Linked DNA regions of Homo sapiens: region 1 is linked to region 2. A link is a loop called in an ENCODE intact Hi-C map of the cell type or tissue named here. Cell type or tissue: ascending aorta. All regions are shown on one strand.

Region 1 (8,000 bases), 900 kb before region 2:
TCCATTTTCTATAAGCAAATGTAACCCAGAAACAAAAATCAAATGCAACCCAGAAACAAAAATCAAATGCTTTCACAGGCTCAGAGAAATAATAAGAAAACGAATCAATGCTGGGGTTGAAGCCCTTTAGTTTCTAATTATTAGATACCCACCGATTTCTGTTTAGCCAAAGGTGCACAGGATTCAATGTTGGGGCTTAACTATCTGTGAAATTAGACAGTAATCTATGGGGAGCTGTAATGCTGAAGGCAAAAGGTCTAAATTATCTGAAAATTATTTAAGTGTGTGTATGTGGATTGGTGATGATGCCATACAAATACATGATTTAAAAGAGACAATCTGGTTGAACTGTATTTAGTTTCCTACAATATTTCTGCCCAATGAAAATATCTAATACGTCTATAAAAATAACTAATTAGGAATTATTCATAAATGTGTTCTAAGATAGTCTAAAGGCAGAACAGAGTAACTAAATAATTATGTGGAGAGAATATCTAATATAGTTCCATGGCATGATTTATCAAACTACTTCTTGCGAAAAGCAGGGGAATCCACAGAGTAGAAGAGAATGAGGAAGAGGTTGCAGGTTCACATTCTGTTGCCTTTAAATAAAACAAATACTCAAATAAGGTATAAAAGGGATCTCTTCCTATATCAGTAATAAAATAAGAAAATTGGCAAAAATATTACGGAGTTTAAAGCTTGTATTAGAATTGTATTAAAAATAATGAGCTTTAAGGAGGTTAGTGGACAATTTAAAACAAATATTTGTAGTGAAATCTCAAGGTATGTTCCCAGGTATGTGGAGAATAGAAAAACTTATCAGGTTATTTGTGGACATGATGACCTATAAGGAATAGCGAGCCTAGCAAGAAACAAAGCTGGGTCTGCTGATGGAGAAGCTGCCTATTCATTACTAAGGTTTCCTCCTTTTTTTTTCAGAGAAAATTTATTTCATAATTAAAAACAGATGTAAACTAATTTCAAAAGTACAACAAGGCAATCTATTGATTTAGGCAGCAGCTTATAATATAAAAGACAACAGAGCAATCTATTGATTTAGGCAACAACTTATAGCAGAAAGAGAAATACCCTTAAATCAGGAAGCTTTCATTTTGTTAATTCCAAGCTAATTGATGAACTTTTAGTTGAAAATCCATTTTTAGCTTCAAGATCTTCTTCAAAAAATTGAGGTAATAACACAAACTGTTCAATAAAATTATAAGAAGTCATTGTTGTGAACTGAGCTACTATGCTAGGCATCAGTAGACCAAATCAAAATCAAGTTTCTTAAGCTAAGTGCCATGCAATCAAACTATAACTTTACCATGGCACATGTATACCTACGTAACAAACATGCATGTTCTGCACATGTATCCCAGGACTTAAAGTATTAAAAAAAGAAAGAAAGAAAGAAAGCAGGAAAATCCCCAAAAAGACCTTTTTTTTTTTTTTTTTCCTAAAATCAGGTGATTCCCAACAACCAATCAGAAAGGGCCTACTCAACCTGAACCAACATGAAAAGGAAGTCCCCTCTGCTTTATCCCTTGCGAGGAAAGTCACTGAAGCAAGCTAATGTTAACTAATCCATTTTTTTGGTATTATTCTGTTTCCTTGTTCCTCCTCAACCTACCTTCAAAAACCAACTTTTCTGACATGCCCAACAGACCACATTTTATTTAGGTGGGAAGATGCCTAATTCATGAATTATTAATAATGACAATCAGATGTTTATACTACATTTGTTGACATTTTTTGTTTTTAACTCTACTCAAAGTGTAATTGTAAAAATTACTTGCAAAGGCATCAGGCACAGTTAAGTGGCAGATTAACTTACCTATTTGTTCTTAAAATAAACATTTATTAAGTGTCTCCCTGAGGGAGAAATTATGCCAAGTCCAAGAAAAGCAAAGCCTAATAAAACATAGATGCTCCCTTCAAAGAGTTCATAGAAGAGGAAAGACATATGGGAAAAAAGGGTATGGAATGTCACAGAGACCATGATGAGAGTTATGGCACCCCAAGGGAAGAGTCAATTCTTACATGTAGGGATGAGGACATTACCTGGTATCCAATAATTCTGAGTAATTTATTTATTAGTTCTAGTAGTTTTATGAAGATTCCTTATGAGTTTCTAGGTATCACATATGATATATCAGCTGTGAAAAAGACAGTTTGTTTTTGTCTTTTCAGTCTCTTAATTTCTTCCCCTTGCCCTATAGCGTGGGCTAGAACTTCCAGTACCCTGTTGAATAAAAGTTGAGTGACTATACTTGCCTTCCTCCCAATCTTTGAAGGAAACCATACCATACTTTACCATTAAGTAAGATGTTAGCATTAGTTTTTTGTTTTGTTTTGTTTTGTTTTGTTTTTTATAGATGCCCTTTATCGAATTCAGGGAGTACTCTTTTATTTGTACTTTTCATTAGGAAATGTTGAACTTTGCCAAGTGAATTTTCTGCACCTATTAAAAAGATTGTATGTTTTTGTTCTCCGTCATTCCAGTCATGCAATGAATTATACTACCTGATCCTCTTACTTTATTTTATCTTCTTTTTATATATTGATGAATTCAATTTGCTGATATGTTATGAAAAGTTTCTGCATTTGTATCCATAATAATTATTGTTCTGTACCTTTATTGTAATGCTTCTTTTTTGTTTTGTATCAGAATGATGCAGACCACATAAAATAAATTTTGAAGTTTATTCTATCATCTGCTTTCTGGAAGTGTTTGTGTATGATTGATATTAGTTTTCCTAATGTTTGATAGAATTTACCAGGAAAACCACCAGGGCTTAGAATTTTTTGTGGGACATTTTATAATGACTTATAGTAAAGTCATTTCTTTAACAGATATACAGTTATATAGTTTTCTTCAAAAATTTCTTCTTGTGTCAGTTCCAGTAAGTTGTGTTTTTTGGGGAGTTCATACAACATCATAATTGTTGATTTTGTTGACATGATTTGTTGACATGTTAAAAAAAATCTTGTGTTTATTAATACCTATAATATGTTTTGTAGTAAATCTTTTATTTATGATATTGTTAATTTGTATTCTGTCTCTCTTTTTTCCAAATCAGTGTATCAAGGCACTTTTCTATTTTATTAATCTTTTCATTAAAATAACTTTTAGCTTTGTTCACTTAGACTATTGTTTTTCTGACCTATGTCATTGATTTCTGCTCTTAGATTCATTATTTGTACTTTTATGCTTATGTGAGTTTAATTTGCTTTTTTTCCTCTAGCTTCTTAAGGTGAAAACTTGATAGCTGATAGTAAACATTTCTTTCTCTCTACTAAAAGTCTTTAAGATTATAAATTTTTCTCTAAATATTTCATCAGTATTGCCCCAGTTTTTAAATGTTGCAATTTTATTATCATTCAGTTTAAAATATGCTTTACTTATGCTTGTGATCTCTTTGAGATATATTCATTATTTAAAATTTAGTTTTTAATACATTTTAAAGGCCAAGTTTTATGCTGCAAGAATTATATCTTAATAGATGTTATAAAATGAGGTGTTAAATTTCCAAACAGTGTGGCTTTTTTATTTATCTTACTTTTATCAATTAAATTTAATTGCATCATTGTCGAAGAAGGGATTTCGTGACATTTCACTGCTAAAAGCAGTTACAAAGATGAGAGGACAGAGGGAGCTGCAGTAGGAGCTCAAGAGATCTATGGATGCTCATGCTTCAATCCTCCCATGAGCAGAAACAGGCTAAGTTTTAATAGGTCTTCCATTTATTTAGCCTTGGCTGGTGTTTATGCGTCAAAAGATAAGTCTAAAAAATATTAAATAGCTTGTGTGCTTCCTTTTTAAGTTACAATTATTTAAATTTTAGTTTAACTTAGTTTTGTTTTTAATGATTTGTTTGTTTTGGGATTCAGAGAAGATGACAGGAATAGGAAGGAATGTAGTGCAGACAAGTAGTTTGGAGTTTAATAAAACTAAATTGCACCTATATATTTGACTTCACCTTTAATTTGCTGTGTGATCTTGAGTACAAGGGCCTGTTACAATAAGGTAGGAACTGACTGATGCAGAGATGTCAACTCGCAGGGTGAAATAATTTGTTTAAATTTTATTTAGTGACAGAAGATATAGAAACCTCCGTCAACCGAGACAGCTACAAGAAGAAACATTGTGGCATACTCCCAATCATGGGAGCCTACCAAATTCCCAAAGCCCTCAAGGAGGTACACAGCTCCAGATAATGCCTTCTTAGAATAAGTTTCCACCAGATCTGAGAAATAATATTTACCAAGCTTAGAGAGTTTTCATACTCTCCTGGTTCTTTTTCATTATGCTGGATTTTTCTGCAACTGGCTATGTGCCTGCCTGCTCACCAAGTGAAATCACTGGTACAAAACAATCTCAACACATTCCTGAGTGTTTATTGCTCAAGTGGGGGAATTCAAGGTCAGCCTCCCATGAGTTCTGGTTTCCTGTTCCTTGGCAGAACCAGGTCTCAAGGCTCGCCGTGTCTATTCCTTGACAACCTATTGGAATCTGTCTGAAACCAGTCAAACAAAAGACAGAGCTAGTCACGGTAGTGTGCCAGCATCTATTTTAGACATCAATTCAGAATGCTACACTATCAGTTTGCTTGGACAATGAATCAAGATCCGTTGAGGTTAATGCAAGTCAAAGATACTTCTCCATTATGACAAGCTTGGTGCATATCTGTGCAAGCTCTAGACAGGGCATGAGCTCATGATAACTTGTAGCATGCTCAGTGAATGAAGAATGTGTGACTTTTAGGCATCGAAGAATTCCTAATTTATAAACTCTAGAAAAATCATATTTTTTTTCTGATTAGATTTTCTAAGGGACTCATTGCTTATTTCTTTTTATTTCTCCTTTCCCACAAGTCTTGTCACTAACTCTACATAGTCACAAATTTAGCACTACAAGTACAGATTCTGTATAATTCTGGACCAGAACTTTCCCTTTATGCCAAGCCAAGGTACTATGTTTGGCTTTAATTCATCACTCTGACCTACTTTGTTCTCAGCTTTAAAGAAAGAAAAATTAAATTAGCCCTTGCCATTAGGATAAAAAAGTTGTTTCAGCTTCCCTCCACTAAGGTACTATTTAACCACTGAACTTGTAATACATTAAATGGAACCAGAGTGGCTCTAAGGAATTAAGGCTGTTTCCTAACTTACTTCAAGGCTCATTAAGAGAAGAGTTTCCAAAAAGTGTGTTTCCAGTTTATTTCTAGTTTAAACTTCTCTTATACTACTTGTTTGAATTAATAGGGCTTCACAAATATCTTTTCGGGCATTGGTGAGATACTTAAGAACAATAGCATTTTATATAAATATACTAAACTGAGGTGGTAGTTTGGTCATCACATGGTTTAGCTGCTTCCCTACCCAAGTCTCATCTTGAATTGTAGCTCCCATAATCCCCATGTGTCATGGGAGGGACCCAGTGGGAGGTAATTTAATCATGGAGGCGGTTACCCTCATGCTGTTGTCATGACAATGAGTGAGTTCTCATGAGATCTGATGGTTTTATAAAGGGCTTTCCCCTCTTTTGCTTGGCACGTCTTGCAGCTGCCATGTGAGGAAGGACCTGTTTTCTTCCCCTTCTGTCATGACTCTAAGTTTCCTGAGGCCTCCCCACCATGCTGAATTGTGAGTCAATGAAACCTCTTTCCTTTATAAATTATCCAGTCTTGGGTATGTCTTTAGTAGCAGCATGAGAATGGACTAATGCAGGCCACTTGTGAAAATATTGAATTTAGAGGACAAAAATAAGAAAAAGAGAATGTAGAGATGCAAAGGAAGAAGGAAAAGTTGGTAATAAGATTAATTATAAATTTCTGGGTATGTTTATATTTATTGAATTTCTTTTACATGTTAGGCTTCATTCTGGGTGTTTGAAGATACATCACTAAATAAAACCAATTAAAATCTTGGCATTCATGTAATTGAGAGTATAATTCAGGATATAGAATATAAAAAATAAATAAATAAATGATTTTATACTTTAGGAAGAAAATTTGGAGGGGATAGGAGCGTAGCAATATGTGTGTAGATGTTGTGATTACATATAAAGTGGTCAAGGGAAATGACACTGAAAAGATATCATTCGAGTGAAGATGATGAAAATCTGGGAGTGAGCTATATAATAAGGAGAAAACAAGAAATACTTCACTTTAATAGCAGGCAAAATAGGTGATGACCATTTATATAATATCAGTATTGTGTTTTCAATTAAAAAGCAGCTTATTAAATGAGGAGTATATCTCTAGCTTTCAGCTATGTACTTTTTCAAGTCCTGCAAAAAAAAGAGGCTTAAGATTCTCTCGCTGCTCAAAGGACAAATACTCTTCCATCCACAAATTGAAAACAAGACAATTAGGAAGGGTGACTACATGTAACACATTTCTAATCACTTACTACAATAGAGTTGAATTTATTTAGAAATACTGCAGAACTTGCTGGCAAAAGAAGAGAGGGATTTCAAGAAAGAGTGAAGGAAGAATATGAGAAGCAAAGATAAAGATATAAGGATGAAGAATAAAAAATAATAATGTAGGGATGCAGAAGGAAATAGTTGAAATAAATAAATTGGCTTGATTACAAAAGAAAGTTATTCACTGGAAGTTAGGTGGCTAAAGCAATGCAGGATTAGGAGGGCCCTGATTTCTGAAACAAAATTTCAGTGTCTGAAATTGTTGGAATAAATAATAATTGACATTGCAAGTAGGGTTTGCTTGCCAAGACACTTCCTCTTTTGCCAATTATGATGTCTGGATGTTCTACTATTCGTCATTGTTTGGGTTTAGACATTGTTCCAGAAGTTTCCTATAAACATGCACATATGCAATATGTTAGCAAATGCTAGTTTACTTGATTTAAGAAAATGCTCCACCCTCTCATGTCTTTGCTTAATGTCCTCTCAAATGGAATTGCGGATTCTCTTGTAATTCTTATAATATTACTAGTAGCAGCAGCAGTTGTAATATTCAAACACTCACCTTTCCGGCAAATTTTCTTCCATCCAGAAACATGTTCAAGTATGGCTAATATCAACAATTTCTCTCTCTTGATTTTTTATTCCCCTATAGCACTCTCCCAATTTCTTTACTCTATCAAATCTAAGCCTCTTGAAAGATCTCTGCCTCTACTTTTTTTACTTCCTAATCCCAGTAATCTGGCTTATGCTCCCTCTGCTCCACTAAAAATCATCCTGATGATCACATAAATAACCTCAGAATTGTCAGGTTCAATAAACGTACTTTAGCCCTTTACTTCTTCACCTCACTGATCCATTGGGTTCTGTTTTCCTGTCATCTCTCAGAAAATTCTCTTGTATCTGACTATCATGATTCTCTTTCTATTTCAGAGATCACTGCCTCAGGCTTCACTGTTCTTTCTACGCTAACCTCAGTCTGGACAATGTCTTCCATGACCAGAGCTTCACCTATTATAAATGTGGAATAAATGCCAAAATTTTATCTCTCACACATCTGCATTTTTGTTCGTAATATCCTCATCTCATGAAATATTATTCCTCTATTTTTCTGGCATTGTCTGTAAATACCTTACTAAATTTTATGCTGAAAGACACAGTAGAGTGTTCCTTCTTTGTTGCACATGCATTTCTTGCTAAAACCCCTAAAATAACACTCATCACATGTTTTCACTTTCTTTTGGAGAACAATCCTGGAGCATATTTTCAATTTTTGTATCACAAGCACCTACCATTATTTGGAACACCAGAATGAGGGATAGTGCTCAAGAATATTCATTGCATAGATGAAATTGTGTCATAAGGAACAAACAAAATATTTATATAAATATTGTAAATGACTGTCTATATCTTGGGGAACTTTCCAACAAATACAAAATAAAATCAGATAGAGATAAATCAAGGAGGAATCATCTTGTAAAGTCAGAGCTAGTGATAAGATATCAGAGAAGGGATGTCATGAGGAAATTATGAATACAAAACTAGCAAAACAGTTTAACAGATAGTG
Region 2 (8,000 bases):
AAGTCGTTTTTATCCTTTCCTGAAAACAATATCCAACACTCATAAATTACTAGAACCCCTGAATATTTCCCAGAAAACAAAATGCAGTCTTTTCCTGAGTCACCTTGTACTTGTGCTGACAGATTGACTCACAGTCAGACTTGATGCTTTATGGTTTTTTGGCCAGACTTCCATCTGCACAACGGGTTGAGGTATAAGAATATCTCTGCCTTGGCCACTGTTGTTTTCAGCACAGCTTCACTTGTTCAGTGCCCTTTACTTAACCTTGATACAAAAAAAGAAGTCAAGCCTAGGCATTTGCCTTTTACCAAATAAAATTTTATTAAATATGTGCATTTGTGTCTGTGTGTGGAACTGGAATAGGCTAGGAGCAATGCCAAAAGGAAAAGTTGCAACACAAGTTTGAACAGCAAGTGTCTTTGACTTATTGCTGTGATTATACTAATTGCTCATCTACTTGGTGGGAGGTTGCAGGAAGCTGTTTTGAAGTAATCAAGCTGAGATGGGCCCTTCTATTTATAATAGTTCTGCAAATTCTTATACCCCAAAAAGACTTAATTGCATTTTTCTTCTTTTAAAAATAGATTCATTCTCCCTTCTTCTCACCATTTCCATTGCTTCAATCCAATAATAAATATTTGATAGCTTCTTAGTTATTACATGAATAAGCATAAATTATCCTTTATTTCATAGATCTGAACAGAAAGCCCTCAATATTCATTATTGGATTTGAAGTGCAATACAAACCTTCTACAAAATAACAATAATTCTTTAGGTAATCTCTTGTAGAGGGCAAATTTTATGCACATATCATTCTCGTGAAAGTAGTTCTGTGTTATGAGAAAAACAACGATGGCCTTTGCTCAAAGCTTCAATCCATATTTATTTAGTAAATATTTTATTGCTATGATTAGCATTGTTATATCACTGAATAGCATAGCATCAGCAGACATAAGTCTTTGTTAGCACCATATGTGGTCTTTTATACTTTATTTCAATTTATTCTGGGTAAGAATTTTTTAATAAAAATTCAAATGTTGATAAAAGACATTATTTTGGAACTCTTTAGGAGCATAGACATTTCATGTGCTACTTAATCCTTCTATGTGCAGTTCTCTTTTGCTATTTTATCCTGATAAACAAAGACTGCATCATGATCTGGTAAGAGCATGTAAAGAATCACTCAAACCCAAAGACCTCAACTGTGTTACTTCCTAATTCAATGGATTTGGATTTTTCTGAGCCATAGTTTACTTAGCAATATACACTGGACATTAATATCTATTTTAGAGTAGTTGTGAGATTAAGTAACTAGCAGCCATAACACATATGGCACAAAATAGAAACTAAAGTTTACAGTGACTTTCCTTTTCTTCAAAATACCCACAAAATTGTATTGCCTGTAATGCCTTTTAGTACTTTGGGCTTTAGGAACTATTTCTTATTCCTGTCTCTTGTTCATTCTCTTCTATCTTTAATTTCTCTTTAACTGTTAAGCAAGTATTAATATAACAAATGGTATGAAACCATTTTAAGAAAAGCCTACTTACAAATATGTAATTAGAAGTTCATAAATTAAGGTGTGATGAATTTCATAAAATGAGTCACAGAATTATTAAATACTGGACCTGAGAGAAACCTGAGAAATAGCTGGTCCAATCCTCTGGTTTTGCAGAAGAGGAAACCACAACCAGAGAAGTTAATTGATTTGCTTAGGGGCATATAGTTGCAATTTTTTAATGTAAAGCACTCTTGTGCACTTCAAATAATTACACTTTTAAAATTTTACTTTCATACTGTGTTTAAAAAAACTAATATTAAATAATCTATTTTATGAACAATTACATAAAGTTGAAGATGATTATTTTTATATGTGTGGGGTTTTGTACACGAGGCATGGTTTTATCTTCACAATCATTTCTCAACTACACTGTAGTTTTGTGTGTGCATCATACTTCACAAGCACACAAAGTTTAGCTCTACTCTGGGGTTTTTGAATGGCTGTTCTAGGTGGAGATCCTGGAACACATCTGCATCTTAACAAGATTCAACATCTGAACCTGTAAAACTTTAGACAGAATTCAACCTGATACCATTAAGGAAAGAACCACCAGAATAGATATTTCAACATCTTAATGAGTCTAGAATTGAAGCAAGCCTTGTAGAAGGGAAAATCCTCCCCAATTAAACCTAGTCTTTGAAAAGGTGGTTAGATATTTCAGAAGATGAAAATAGCATCCATAATAAGTTATCTGAATTTAGGCAAGAATTAGGAAGAAAAAACAATTCTCAGTTCTTCTTCCTAAATTTGTCTCTCCCATCTTCCCCATAAGGAGCCCCGCTCTTCCCACAGGGACCAAGGTAACTATTTGATAATTCCTTCTTTGCAGCTATTTCCTGATGAGCTAGATGGAGAATTCACAGATTAATGCCAACCTCTTCAAATAACTGTATATGATGAAAAGGAAACACTGGCATGGTTTGTCCATGTGGCAGGTTTTTAATATTTATTCAAAAAATATATACTGGAAGGAGAAAACAGATATGGGAAACTAAGATGTATCATTCATATAAGAATACAATTTTGTCTATTAATGACCACAGTGTGTGATATTTAATTGGTCTTCAGAATAATTGCATATCAAACCATCTAAATCTGATAACATGTTTGGTCAATAATGATCTCCACATAGGTTATTGAATTTTTGCCCAGCTGGCACTGGTTGAGGCCCAGGGAAGCTCTAAGTTTAAAAGAACTTGAGGAACAAAAAAGAATAAAAATTAGGTACAAGCCTTTTAAAATTTATGTTGATCCCAAGTTCACTATTTTGCCATTTGGGTAACAGTTATATATTTTGTGGAGCTCCCATGATATCTTAGACATAAACCCACACGAAGTAGATATTCAGTATCTATGACTTAGGGGATTGGCTGATCTATTTCATCTCTTTCCTTCTAATGGTTGTTCAATAAGTCATACAGTAACTACTGTAGTTGCTGTATTGAAGTAGTCAAGTGAAAAAGAATATTTTTTTCTCCCTTGAACAGTATTTTCTGCTAACACAGCACACTTGTAAAAGCCCTTGAATATTTCAGCATAGGCATCAGATAAACATATAAATAACTAGATAAATAACTGACAAAATGCTGCAAATTATTTGGCGATAAATATAAGCACACCACAAATTACAAGGTTAATGCTTAACATCTTTTAGAAAATGCTTCTAAACTAAGGCTGTATTGTTAACATGAGATTACGGAAAAGGATTTTGTAATACTTAAAAGTTCTTGGACTGTTGGACAGTGAGTATTTTCTAATTGCTGAGCAAAAATAACAATATGGCATGATTCAATTCTGTAAGATTGAATGATTAAAAAAATCAAAATCAAAGGCTCTTCTGTTTGTACTATGAAGCATTTGGAGTTAAATTGTAAATAAGGACTGGAAAGAACGCATACAATTTAAGTAGCAGTCAGGACCAGTGGAGTATAATTTTTGGAATGCTTAAAATGATTATGAGATTGAGTAAGAAAATCGTAATGCCCAATTTTCTCTGAAAAAAAAAAAGTTATAGATGCCCTAAACAAGACACCAATGGTTGATAAAAAGGCAAAAATAAAAAATTTGGTCCCTGAATGATGACAAGTCAATGCAAATAGTGTGCTTTCCATTGGAAGCACAATTCCATATGTTCGTAGGCCAGCTCTGTCAGGCCCATTGGCAGGCCGTCCTGCTGTGCTCATCCTCAGTATGACACTCACCAGGCAGAGATGATGATGTATAGAAGCCAGGAAAATTTCCACTACGTGTCATGATCATGAGAGGCATAGCCTAGCTGCTGCTGAATGGTGGCAGCAGAAAATTCAGTCAACATATTTTAACCTTCAGAGTTATTCAGGCACATTCTGATCTCACCAAATGAGCTGATAAGAGTGAAGTACAAACTTGGCGTCAAACAGCTGTTTCCAAACAACCAATGGGAGGCAAGGCAAAGGAGTGCTTTCTTTCCGTTTTTAGGTACAGTCAGTGCTTTTCAAGGCTAAAACTTCAACAACAGTTTTTCCATTGCATAAAACAAAAACAGCTAACCTTTTAAATGTATAGGAACACAGTGGGGTAATAAAAATAAAAGGAAGAAGAGAAGAAGAAAAAGAATAAATGGAAGAATAACTTAAATGTTATAGGGTAAAACCAGCCAGGTTCTAAAGACAAAGCACTCTATGAACATTAGATTATGCAGTTGATTCGACCCTAATTCAAGTCAAGCTGGTTCAAATGTTTCACTTGAAATTTTTTTGTCCTTTTTTGCTTGTTGCTTATCCTGAAATCTGATCTACTTGTAGGTTTAATGCAGGGGACGGGCAAAAATCTGACCTATCCTTAGTATTGTAAGGGATTGCACTAAATGTGGGAGTAAGAGCAATAATTCCACAGCTTCCTTCTTGGAAACAGGCCCAGCTTGAAGAAATAAAAATAGAAGTGTCTGAATGCAACTAAAAAGCTCAGCCACATGGAATTTAAATGCCAATTCCCTTTAGCCTTTTTTTTTTATTTTTTTAGTCATCAAAATTCCTAAGCCCACAAATTCAAAAACTCTTACAGTCCAGCATCTTTTCTGGTAACCCATCACTTGAAGTCACATTGATCCAAAATGACTGCATATTGAATAGCTTCAACCCAGCTGTCCTCATACTTTTAAAAAATTATTAAGTTTAAAATGTAGATAAATAAATACATATGCCAAAGGGCACTAGAGTTCCAGGACAGGACTCGTTTAGTTGATGTTCATCCTTATGATTCCAGAATACACTTATATTAAGTTTTTTACGTTCTAAAAAAACACATTTTAAATTGAAACAAAAAAATTCCTAATATTTTTGCCAACCTCTGTTTCTAATTTGCCCAAGGGCCCTGTTTAGCATATTTGCAGTATCATATATTCAAAGTGGAAGAACGGGAAACAAAAAACAGATTTAGGAAACCAAGATTTACCACTAGTATGAGATGATAATTTGGTGTATCTCATGATGACTACATACATTAATTGTTTTTATGAGTGCTTCCATATTTTAAATTGTCTTCTGGATGGTAGATATATCAACATTCTCGGAAAAATTGAATTTCTCTGTCACTCTGCTGTTCATTGATCTTTTGTCTGCATGTGGTCTTTTTGAAATTAAGTGAAACTCTTTGTTTAAAAGAGATACTTAGGGTGCAAAGAGGAATAAGAATCTGGCCTAGGCCATTTAAACCCATGTTTATCCAGTATTCATCATTTTCTCCTCTAACATATGAACGTAGTTTCCAAAACCACAAATCTCACAAGTGTTTAGATCCAGACTTGTAAACAGGTTTGATTTCCTTTTACTGAGCGTCTTCCTTCCTCTTCTCTTATTGCATTCAGCTGGCTCTAATTCCTTCTGGTGTACTTAAAGAAATGAAATATTTTGTCTGAATTAAGAATAATCATGTGTTTGAGAAGATCAATCCTGAAACAATAGAAAAGTGAATTGTTTCCAATGGATCTGTTTACAATGACTGAGCAACTAGGATTTGGATGAATAAATAAAAAGACCAGTAATTTTATTGAGTTATATTGTTCAATTTCAATTGTGTCTCTTAACATAAACAGCTTAGTGATTGATGTATTATTGAATATTCGTGGAGTGTGCCTGTAATGAATATGTTTATGAGTGACCCTCTGAGAGTAAATCAATGTTAGAAAGAGACCTCTGTTTTTTAGGAGTTTAGATGATTGCAAATCAAACTTTCAAATGTCCAGATTTTAACACCTAGTACTTTGAAATTTAGAGGGAAAATTAAAAGTACCCAAAAAGCAAACGAGCCAGTGAATTATGGGAAAGAAAAAAAGAAAACATTTTTTTTTTCTTTTTTCAGACAGTGTCTTGCTTTGTCACCCAGGCTGGAGTGCAGTAGTACAATCACAGCTCTCTGCAGCCTCGTGCTCCTAGGCTCAATCTGTCCTCCCACCTCAGCAGCTGGGACTACAGGCATGCAGGACCACACCCAGTTGATTTTATTGTTTTTGTTATTGTTGTTGTTTTGTTTTTGTTTTTATTTTTTCGTAGAGATGGGGTCTCACTCTGTTGCCCTGGTGTGTCTTGAATTTCTGGCCTCAAGAGAGCCTCCTACCTCAGCCTCCCAAAGTGTTGGGATTACATGTGTGAGCCACCACATCCAGCCAGAATTCTTATTAACCTTTTTCAGTATCTGAGGCCATTATTTGGAAGCATCCTTAAGAAAATGACCAAAACATCACCATGACAGAGTCAAACACACTAGTGTCTTAAACAAATCATGCTCTTTTCTTTTAAAATTATGCAACTATTAATAGGCATGTAATTCTACTTATTATTCTCCCTAGTGGATAATTTATCTCTGTGAAAATGCTCCTCCTAGTAAGGTATTGAACTACATTTTGTCTTGAGCTTCATAGATGTCCAAGTATCTGAATTGATTGATGAGGCAAGGATATTCAATTGCAGAATCCCTCACTTCTATACAATTCATGATCTCCCTCAATTACTCTATTTTCTAAATGCTTATGACCTGGTCCAAGGAACTCGTAAGTCTTAGAAACGTATCTTCCACCATTCTTGGAATCGCTGCCCACAAAAATCATACACAAATGGGATGCTTCAATAATTTCTAAGTGGGGGAATGCCTAGGAAATGCAATAGACTGTTATCCTCAATCAGGAGGATATACAATCTGTTGATACAGCCTGGGGTTAGACAAGTAATGTCTCTATGACAAGGTGCTAAACTATGCTCTATCTTCCAATAGTACCTCTTCCTTCTCACATCTTCCAACTGGTATCTCTTCCCAGATTCTCTACTTATTCTCTTTTTTTCTATATACCCATATATACAGAAATATCTTTCAATCATATGTGTACAACTCCAAAATTCTTATTTCAAGATTAAATTATTTCTCAAGCTTATTCCTGTCTTACGTTTTCAACTGCCTGCTACTTTCCCCCCAAAATCCACATTCTGTTAAACCAGATGTCCTTCCTGACTTCTTTATTTCTATGTATGTGCCAAAATTCCCCTAGTCAGCTTAAAATTCAGTCATCTTTTTCCATTTCCTGTCTTCATCAATTCACTACTATCACCTTACATTTACATTTTGCTCCACAATTTTCAAACTGTTTCTATCTATATATTTTTATTTAATTGTAATAAATATGTGAAGTATGGGGAAATAATGCCTAGGTACTTGCTAATAGTAGTCCAGTTCATGAACCAGTAGCATGGCTGTCACCTGCGAGACTTTCAGAAATACAGAAGCTCAGCCTCCATCCCAGACCAACTGAATCAGAATCTGCAATTTAACAAGATCCCTGAGCAAATGATACATTATGGTGTTTTAAGTATTAATCTATTACTTGGAAAAGGTAATAGATTTGCTTAAGATATCACAGGCAGTAAGTGGAAGAACCAAAATCGAAAACAAAATATTCTAGCTTTCCAAGCCCAAATACAACGTTATTACAGGTGTGGTCCTCAGACCAGCAGCATCGGCATCATCTTGGGAGCTGGCTTAGTAAAATACAAATGCTTGGGGCTTGCCTCAGACCTCTAAATCAGAATCTCTGGGGGTAGGGGCCAAGGAATCAGTCTGTTTGCAAGTTCTGTTGATAATTCTTACATATGTTAAAGCTTGGGAAGCACTACTTTAATGTAAAATATATCTACTGAGTTCAATTAGGTGCCACTTTGTCTGCCATCATTCCTTCTTTTCTATGTCCTTTTCCACCTTCATATCTAATTAATGATTCCCTTTTAGGAAATAAGCTAATAGCCGTCTTCTTCTTTAACCAACCAATCCAGGTATCTCTCTCTCTCTAAATCATCTCTTATGCATTCATTCATTCAAAAAACATTTCAGTGTCTCAGACAATAGGTTCATTGCAAAAATTTCAGTGGCTCCCACTGCCTCCAAAACAAGGCAATTCTCTTCACATTGCCCTTAA

The links. Peaks named below come from ENCODE experiments on the same cell type or tissue, not always from the same donor. Only the 100,000 strongest peaks of a DNase experiment are listed, where the experiment ranks them.
Region 1: it touches region 2 in a loop (2.6-fold over the local background); 1 of 110 quality-filtered maps calls a loop at or near these places.

Annotation. Positions count from the first base shown.
Region 1 is chr6:140,976,399-140,984,398 of GRCh38, reverse strand. No RefSeq gene overlaps it. Among named protein-coding and RNA genes, the nearest start is that of MIR4465, 300 kb to the right of the region's middle. RefSeq lists a silencer at 4,353-4,647. In ascending aorta, no CTCF peak of the experiment used is centred here; a DNase peak (open chromatin) is centred at 4,408; H3K4me3 peaks cover 969 bases; H3K27ac peaks cover 5,776 bases.
Region 2 is chr6:140,075,361-140,083,360 of GRCh38, reverse strand. The region is part of intron 1 of LINC02941 (long intergenic non-protein coding RNA 2941); the gene reads right to left. The region is part of intron 2 of LOC107986652 (a long non-coding RNA gene); the gene reads left to right. Among named protein-coding and RNA genes, the nearest start is that of LINC02941, 100 kb to the right of the region's middle. In ascending aorta, no CTCF peak of the experiment used is centred here; a DNase peak (open chromatin) is centred at 3,870; H3K4me3 peaks cover 764 bases; H3K27ac peaks cover 3,010 bases.